2 separate regions of the Homo sapiens genome follow, and region 1 is linked to region 2. The links are chromatin loops, found by intact Hi-C in ENCODE. Cell type or tissue: heart left ventricle. All regions are shown on one strand.

The links. A loop is a pair of places that touch in the nucleus more often than their neighbours do. Peaks named below come from ENCODE experiments on the same cell type or tissue, not always from the same donor. Only the 100,000 strongest peaks of a DNase experiment are listed, where the experiment ranks them.
Region 1: it touches region 2 in a loop (9-fold over the local background); 5 of 110 quality-filtered maps call a loop at or near these places.

The regions. Positions count from the first base shown.
Region 1 is chr3:117,353,866-117,358,865 of GRCh38, forward strand. It overlaps LOC124906271 (a long non-coding RNA gene), which reads left to right and starts at 4,320. Exons shown (of 3, transcript XR_007096023.1): 1 at 4,320-4,397. RefSeq lists an enhancer at 4,573-5,000. In heart left ventricle, a CTCF peak has its summit at 1,909; no DNase peak of the experiment used is centred here.
Region 2 is chr3:116,768,584-116,773,583 of GRCh38, forward strand. No RefSeq gene overlaps it. Among named protein-coding and RNA genes, the nearest start is that of TUSC7, 61 kb to the left of the region's middle. In heart left ventricle, CTCF peaks have their summits at 2,423 (motif pointing right) and 2,622; no DNase peak of the experiment used is centred here.

The DNA of each region.
Region 1 (5,000 bases), 590 kb after region 2:
AAGGAGTTTTAGCACTAATTGCTGGGAATTCAGTCACTCTTCAAGCATCCCAGTTCTACACAAGTGGGACCTTTCCATCTGTGCAAGGCCTAAGGTCTATCCTTGCACAGAACCATTAATACAGAAGGCTCACTCTCCTATTCTTACGTCCTACAATACCTACTGCAGTTTATTCCCAAGAACTGACTAGAGTTCTAGTCTCTCTGTTTTGAGAGATTCACTTTTGGTCTCTCCGTGATGTGTAGCAATGAGAAGAATTCTTTTAGCCAGTATCTTTGATAGTATAAAGCAGTTTCAAGTAAAGAAATCTACCAGGGAACTAAAGAGCATACAGGTAAAAATGGATAGATATAGAACTCCTTCTTCAGAAAAGTCCTAAAAGTGAGTGAACTCTTAACACTCCTCATACAAATTCTTAGAGGAAGAGTGTTTCACCTACCTCACTGGTTTTACCTCATAAGGCCTTTCTCTCATCTGGCTGCCATTGTTGAGTTTAATTCCACATGGAGTGCTCAAAATCCCAGTGTACTCGTGCATAGATTTTTCTTCCTATTTAATTAATCCGAGGTTCTTTCCTTTATTGTTTCTACCATAGCTAGAATTCAAATCTATTGCCTACCTTGTATATAAGTAGAGAATTGAGGAAACAAGATATTTCAGGTCAGGATTATGGAATGAGACATACATATTCACATAGGTATTTTATGCTTTTTTTGACCTAGCCTCAAACACAAAATATCGAAGATTTAGGGAACTACAAGAGCCTTCAAGGAGAAAATGATAGCACATTCCTATTGAGGCTCAACAGGATGAATAATAATCATATCTAACATTTAATACAAACTTTCTTGGTACAAGCGTTTTCATAGGCATTTAATATACATTATCTCATGAAATCTATGACAGATCTATGAGCCAGTACTATTACTTTCCACTTTTTATGAATGAGGAAATCAAGTATTAGAGGAATTAAAACATTTTCCCATGGATCACTTGCTCATAAGTGGTACATCTGGGACTTGAACTCAGGCAGTAGGGCTCCAGCACACATATCCTTTACCAGTGCTCTCAACATCAAGTGAACCCTTTATAAGGGTAGAGCTACACAGAGCCACAGGCTCCAGATACCACCTTTGCCTCTACCATCCAAAGTGCTTCTCCTGTGCATACATAGATTACATTCTCCCAAATTAAAATCAACAAGACAGACACTGATGGAATCCAAAGTAAAAATTGCAGAATCTATGGGACATTTTGGTCATTGATGTAGAGAGTAAATAAAAATGTTTGAAACCAAGACAGATCTTCATACTTATATCATGTGAGGTAAAATGTAACTATTGGCTGATCTGAGGCTTCATTCTACTGACTACATGTCCTCTTGATTGATATAATGGCACTAATTTTAGAAATGAAAAAGGGTCACATAGATGCAGAGTATTCAAATATAACTGTTCAAGTAAATTTTAAAGGCTGAGCATATGTGACAGGCCTGTGTTATTCTTTTTGCCATCTCTTCCCTCTTGCCTGCACTGTGAAGCTTCAAAAACACTGCCAATGCAACGGCAACCCTGCTGCCGAGGCCCAAGACAAACAACGGCAAAGATGGTAGATGAGCCAGTGATTACAAGTCAATAACAATTTTGCAATTATACATTCTATAACCAAATTAGAAACAATGTCATTAAGCCTCAATGGCAAAAAAATTAATTAATTTAATATAAAAAAATCTTCCTTGTTTGTCCAAAGTAAATACCCTGGGAAATAGCACTATGTCATTTGGTAATTACTACAGAACAATATAGGAATAGATCATGACTGGTGTCTAGAAAAACAGCAATCACATTTTGCCTTCTAATTATGGCAGCACTCTCAAGAAACACAGGGAGCAGTGCACCCTGCTGTTACACCACAGCAATAACACTCATTACCCCAGTAAATACTATGGAAATGTGCAGTAACACACAGGGGCCTCCCTGCTGTGAGGCTGTGGCAGAATCACTCATCAGGCTGGGAAGTATCACTCGATCGTCTTTAATTACTTCCAAAATATATGATAACCTGCCCACAGTTAGAATGCGGTGATATCACTCGTTACTTCTCCCTCCCTGCTCCCCTTTTTTTTTTTTTTTTTTGTAACTTACTAAGAAACCCTGCAGTAGCCTTACTATAGTGGTGATGTATTGTAACTTATACCAATTTAATCACATAGATTTGTGTGCTTTTGGCCAACATATGCTCCCAATGTGAAATGAGCACAAGAAAAATATGCTCAAATACTGTTATCTTTCTAGCAAGATCCCTTTTCTCACGTTATTGAGTTGTGGCAACACTGTTGTAATCCTTTCTTTTTATTCTGGAAATTAGAGTGATAATTACACCGTAGTCCCCTGGAATCCAGAGTACTTGTAATTATATCCAGTTACCTAGGAAAACAGCAATTTCAAACCTATTACCCACAGGTATCATTTATGTTTATTGCCCTATTTGTGAAGCCGCTTTTACTCTGAATTCCAAGTGGCAGGATGTTTCACTGAGGTACTTGTGCTCCGGAGGAAGGGAGAAAGGACAGAGGGAGGGGACAATAGGAAGAGGCCTCTACTCCTTTTCAGGAGGCTTAGGTCTGATCTCTATTAGAAAGGGTTTGTTCAGGCCCTTTTCAAATGGATAAGGCAGATTATGGGACTATGTTTTCCTCACACAGTTTGGAGACAGGGCTCAAAGTTTCAGGGTTTTGTGTTTGACACCTCCCATTGTGCTCACTTGTCTCAATGTGCCACAAATGCCTGCAGTAAGGCTAAACTAATTCTTGATTATGACTCACCCTGGCAGGTGAATTAATAGCTTTTAGGACAGCAGTTTCAAAAATAATTAAACCTAGGTGTTGCTATTTTCATAAGAAAGAAGAAAATAACTGTTATGCCACAGCATTCATCACTTTGATTTGGACAATTTATTCTAAACATCAGTACTTACTTAAGAGAGGTTTTGCATGTAGTTATTCAGTAAGCCATTCGTATTCCAAAAGAGGGAGTGATGGATGTAGGTTTCCTTCTCTTGCTAATTTTTGGAGTGATTTGTAAGATTATAATTTTATAAGGAAGACCTAATCTTAGACTTACAAATAATAATATTGTGTACTGAATATTTAAGTCAAGTACTAGTTAGCTGTAACAATAACTCAACACAAGAACGTTATTGACCCCATGTATAGATAAAGAAATTAAGCCTCTGAGAGGTTAAGTAATGTGCTCATGATTATTCAGTTAGAAAACAGTACAGCCAGGATTTGATCTCAGTTCATTCAAGCCTCCGATCTTGTCCTTTTGCTATACTATCACACTACTCCATCAGGTGCTGCATCTATTTCTATTGGCTTCAAGTTCTGTAATGCTTCTTGACATATAAAAAGAAAACTTGCTCAGAATGTTTAAATTATGAAAAAACTTCCCCACAAAATGTATTTCCCTTATGAGGGAGAAAGACTCAGGTACTTTTAAGCTGAAAGTATTAGTAGTTGTCTGTCTTTTCCTTTACCCTGTGTTAACAGCCACTTGAAGACATACGAAGCCTTCATTTTCACCCCAAATTGGGCTTTGGGTCTTATTCACCATTTATCACAAACTATTCTGAAGAATGAAACAGCATTGGAGAAAATGAAAACTTGGGACTTCTAAAGTTTAACTTGGGAGTCTATTACTGAATTCAAGTATTAAACCGGGCAAAGTCTTCTTGCCCGAACGATTAATTAATTAAAGTCAAGCATTCATTCATTTTTGTAAAATAACATTTTATATGTATTTTTATTTTTACTGTTTATTTTCACATACCTTTTTAATAGAGGTTTGGTAATAGCTCCTTTTTTTGCACTGATAGAGAAATAAGTTCAACTTCAGTATGATCCACTTAGTTTCTCAAAACATGATATTAGAAGCATAAATCCAATGTATTTTAATAAGAAAAAAACAACATAAATGTGAACATATTACACACATTTGTCTGAAATCTATTGAGGTACAGTAAAAAGTGTAATTCCAGAGTTAAACACACAGAGTTGTTTTAAATTACTTTCATTTAAAACACTTACTGCATGCACAACATGATTTAACTACAGATAATAGTACTAAAATGATTTCTCTAAGGTATCTTCAGAGATAGAGATTGTGTAAAGATCACAAATCTAGGAAAGTGTCTCTACTTTACCAAAACAGCATTGGTCATGATATCAGGTCATCCACTGGCAATTGTGACATGGGCATTTTGAAAGCAGAGCTTGGCATTCAGCAGTTACCAGCTTGCTAGTCAGAGGGCATGTCATACAGTCTAAGAGAGCTGCATTCATTTCTGGTCAGGCCACAGATGCAGGTTACCAAGCAAATGTTTCATTGTCCCCTAGGGTAAGCAAACTGAACCTCCCAGGAAGATACGTCTCTATTATTCTGAGAAGGCTATTATTGAAATTAGTTAAGAAAACCACTTATCTCCCTATTATTTAAAAATCTGTCAATGTAAAGATGGATGGCATTACTCAGAATCAGAAAATTTGAATTCCAACACTTGATTATGAAACTTGGTAGCTGTGGGGGGCGGGGCAAAGATGGCTGACTAGAAGCAGCTGCATTCAGAGGCGCCAATGGGAAAAAAACATAAAAAGCCTGTGAATCCTCACAGGCAACCAAGGTATCCAGGTTCTCTCATCAAAATTGTCTAGAAGGTTGATGTGACCCACGAAGAGAAGGAAGAGCGGTGTTGTGCCGCAGCCCACCTGAGAGCAGGCAAGGGGAGCTGCCTCCCCCCAGCCAAGGGAGGCGGTGAGTGAGCACACTACCAGGGAAACTGTGCTTTTTCCTTGGAACTGGGCAACCCATGGATCGGAAGATCCCACTTGCAAACCCACGCCACCGGGTCCTAGAATCCCGAACCCTGAATGCAGATTCTTACAGCCTCTCAGCTGGAGTCTGCTTAAGCCTATCCAACTTCCCCGCAGGGAGGGGTGACCA
Region 2 (5,000 bases):
TGTATAGAAGGCTGGATGAGGGAAGCATGGGATCTCTTTCTTAGCATGGTAATCAGAGAAGTTGTCACAAAAAAAGATAGCATATAACCTTGTCCTTAAAAGATGGATATAGTTTTAATAAGCGAAAAGGAAGAGGAAGACATTTCTGGTAGTAAGAATTGCCTGGGAAGAGCAGAGAATCTGGCTGGCATGGAGCATGCATGAGGAACAAGGTCATGTATTTAGTGGGAGCATAAAGTAGGCGACTCAGCAGCAAAGGCCAGAGCCAGATTCTAGGACATTCTGAAAGCCAGATTAAGAGTATTGACTTTCATTCTGTACTCAATGAGCATCCAGTGAAAATGGACTATAGAATGGAGAGACTAGAAGCAGGACATTAAGTTACAATGTTGTATAACTCAGTTATGAGTTGTGACAAAATTATGGTGATGGTAGTCTAAATAGAAGAATGATGAAGGAAGACAATTTGAAAAGAATCACTGTAGTTTAGAAACCATTCTTTCTGGAAAATAATGCAAAAAAAAAAAAGGAGTGGAAAAACAAACCCAAGTTACTGAGAAAATGATGCTGACAGAAAAGACAGGTCAGGAGGGGAAGTGGATTCACCATGATGATGATAATGCTGTTTTGTTGTTTTGTTTTTGAGGGTGTCTTTTCCCCAAGCTTTGGTTTAATAATTCCAAATTCCTCTTTAGCAAACTTTATGCTTTAGATTTTACTGCAGTTGCATGTAAATTTCACATGCGTTGTTTTTTAAAAATTGATGTATATATATATATCATGTATATATATGTATATATGCGTATATATACATATATGTATATATGCGTATATACATATATGTATATACGCATATATACATATATGTATATATGCGTATATGTGTATATATGTGTATATATGTATGTGTGTATATATGTGTATAAATGTGTATACATATATATATATGATGTGTATATATATGTATATAGTTATACATATTTGGGGGTACATGTGATATTTTGATACATGTATACAATGTGTAATGATCAAATGAGGGCAGTTATCATATTTATTGCCTAAAACATTTATCTCTTCTTTGTACTGGGAACATTATAATTCTTCTCTTCTAGCTATTTTGAAATATACAACAAATTATTATTAACTATAATTTCCATACTGTACTATTGAATACTAGAACTTATTATTTCTATGTAAGTATATTTTTATTTATTTTTAAAATATTTATTCTCAACATGCTGAATTTCAGATAAATAACAGAGAGTCAATAAAATTATGGCCAAGTAGAGGTTGAATTCGAGTTCAAAGTTCAGGAATAGGTTTCCAGCTGGTTATGCCAATTTTTTGAGATTTCTGATGACGTGCTCATTATCACAGCCTCAGGACCAATTACACAATGCATGTGAGTATTTATCTTGCTAGAGAAATATCTCTAATTGAGAACCTGATCCCCCCACCCTTTATATCTACCACTACCTCGCTCATTTGGGTCACCAGGTTTAGCCTAAATTAGTTGAAAATACTGTAAACCCAAATTAATACATCATAATTCAGCAGTTTAAATTAAGGTATCAGTGCAACATTTGAAAAGTAAACTTGTAATTAATATATTCATTGATGTAAGAGTAATCTGGGACTCTGAATGTCTACCTGTGTCTAATGGCAGCCCAGTTATACCCAGTTGACCCATAAAACAAAAATGTCATGGTTCCTTTTTCAAAGCATTTTGAAGCTACAGCAGAGATTTAGTTTCTGTCACTGTTATTTCAGCCTCTTAGCTCTATTGGAAATAATACTGCTCTTTTTAGTGGAAGGGGCTGACTTAGTTGCCTGGGGTCCTCAGGCTGCAGGGTGGATTCTTGCCCTCCGTATTGACCATTAATATGCTCAGGGTCCTTTAGGTAGTGGGAAATTATTTCCTTTCTTCCCATTAAGCCTGGGATGTCATGAGGAAGCATCAAAACACTTATTTTCATCTTTGGATTTAGAAAGTACTAAATCAATTTAATGCTGATTTCCTCCTAAAAAGCAGACAGGTGAATTAGAGAGACAAATGAAAAACAGTTATAAGCCATTCACGTATCCTTTTCAGAGATTTTTATCACAGGCCTCCGAAATGTCTATTAAGAATTTAAACCTTTGTTGACTCCATTTAGCCAGCAGTCTGGAAAATGCCAGTGATAAGTACTATTCCTTGAGGAGTTCAGCATCTATTCTTCTTCTCTTCCTTGATAATTCCAGAAATACCATGAAAGGGGTAATAATACCGACAGTAATGAGTGTGCCTTGGGAAATCACTAAACTATAAAATTCACAGGAAAGCACATTTCATATCTTTAAATACATTCCATTGCCTCTGCTAGGTTCAAGCTCAGAGAATTTCAAAATGCAATCACTGCTCTGGCCAGTTGAGGGCGGAATTGCCCTTCTTTTTGCACATACATCGTGCTTATGCGTTTGGAAAAGAGGAACCATCAAACCATCTGCCGAAAGGGGGCACTCAGCTAAGGAAGGAAAATGAGAATGGACAGGCAAATTGGAAAGCTGCAGCACAAAGCGACCCCAGTTTCGTGAAGTATGGGAAAAAAAAAAAAGACATTTCATGCATAAAACTCAAGAGCTGTATCTGATGGAATACATTATGCTTACAGAACAAACAGGTGACTTTCTGATTTTGTCAATTTGTGTGGGTTGGTTTAATTAACCTTTTCTTTGGTAATTTTTAATACCTAGCTAATTTCTGCAAATCCATGTCAATTAAAAAAGGAAAGCCTAGAAGGCTGACTTAGAGTTTCTCAGCCTAATAGTACATTGAGAGGGATTGCAGTAGATTTTGTAATTAATTTCTCATCACAGTTTAGGTATGAAATAATGTGAAAGAAAATGGATAGTGTATGGTGGGACTACTACCTATTTTCTCTCACTATGAATGTATACCCTGATCATTAATAATTCAAAACCAGCAACTTTGCAGATCTCATCAAATAACTTTGTAATGTAACACACCTAAAATATTTATTTGCCGGACTCCTTTTTTATGGAGGAGTCAAAGATTATTTGGAGGATGTCAGTATTTACCTGCTACACCCATGACTTCCTCCATTTTCAAATTCAACTACACACTGCCATCTGGAGCAACTTGGGCTTGATAAAAATCACCTCTGCTACTGGAAACTATGCATTTCTATAGTGCTGCTTCCTCTTGATTTTTTTCTTTCACTGCTTTTTGAAAGTTCATCATATGGCCATTGAATCATAAAGTGAACATATAACTGGATCACAGTCTTTCTCCCGAGATTTATATGCTTAATTTATTTTGTAACCCTCTAGATAAGTCCTTTCACTAAAGCGGCCGTGGATCTTAGGGCCCTCTCTTATTGAACGAAGCAATAGTGCCCAAGAAATTCTTGCACATCTCAAAGTGCAGGAGGGGGAAATGCCCATAAAGAGACCAATTCATCAACATTATAGACGTGAGACCAGAAGTGAGATTACAGACAACTCAATTTATACTCTATCACCATACTAATCTTGTTAAAGCGTAGATTGATTCAAGGAGCTATCCTCCCCATTATATATAGACTCAAACCCATCTTCTTTGGCCTGATATTGACAGCCCTCTTTGAATTCACACCAGCCAGCTCTCCCACCCTTCTTCCTGCTGCCCTTGAGCTCCAGTCAAACTGAGCCACGGAAGTTCAGCATTCACGTTTAAATCCCTTCACCCTGACCAGGGCCCTCTCTCTAGAATTCAACTGACATGAAGAGTGACCAGATTTAGTAAAAGCAGTTTACCTCCCTAATTCCACATATCTATGTGCATCCTTGCTGCCCCAACCTAAATAGAGCTCTGCCATAAAGCCTTCCTCAATGTCATTCGGATACTCTGTACACCTTCTCAGAAGGCATTGCCTCTAGCCTCTCTTACGACACTTCTTTCTACCTCAAAATGTAGTTATTTATAGACATATATTTTCTACCAGACATAAGATGATTGAAAGTAGAATCCATATCTGATACATCCTTTTATCCCCCAAAATATTTAGTGCAATATCCAGCACACATATGCACTCAATAAATATTTATTAATTAACAAATGAATGAATTTAAAGTTTATGGTAAACCAAAGTTATCTACAAAGATGTCTAATAAACCTAATGATATTCAAGTAATTTTCCCTTACAAAAATTAACTATAAGTCAACCCTCTAAACCCAGAAGAGTTATCACCTTGCTGAAGAGCAGTTGCTTAGTCCAATGGGTAGTATCTTATGTGGCTATTTTGAAAGGAGAGGGTACAAAAAATTATGAAAAGCCTAAGTCCATTTACAGGAAATCCTCATTCTTTTTGAAAAAAAATTATGGAAAACATTTTTGAAATACTATCTGGTTCCCAGAAATCTGAACACAACTGCAGTCTCCAACCATAAAAATAGCAATAGTTATCTACCTGAAATTGCCATCCTTCAGTCCCTGTGCTTGATTTTGATAGATTCCTCTGCATGGAATTCATGGATTTCTAGTGAAGTGTAGAGCTAGAACCCCAAGGAAGCAAATTGAGATTCTATAACATTTAAGCCACATCTATATTTTACACTAGCATTACACTAATATTATATACAATTATGTTTATATTAAATATTTATAATGAAGATAAGTTTCAGCTTTTCAGTAGGATTTGAGATTTGAAATACTCCAACTTTGCAATAAGAAACAGGTAAAAAAAAAAACAGAAACAACTAAAAAGCAAATTTTTATTTGGCAATAATGTTGAGGAATAATAGTTTTTTAAGCATCCTTTCGTACTTTACGAAGAATTTAATATGTATTTACTCTCACCATCTACCCTCTTATTAGCCAAATATGTAGTTTTTTTAGTTTCTCTATAATCTTCAAAGCAGATGCATATTTAAGCACCTTAAAAGCAAACAATCCACCTTGATCATGCAATAGTTGTTTTGGGCATTGTGAGAGGTTGAACAGATATGCAAGATATCACAT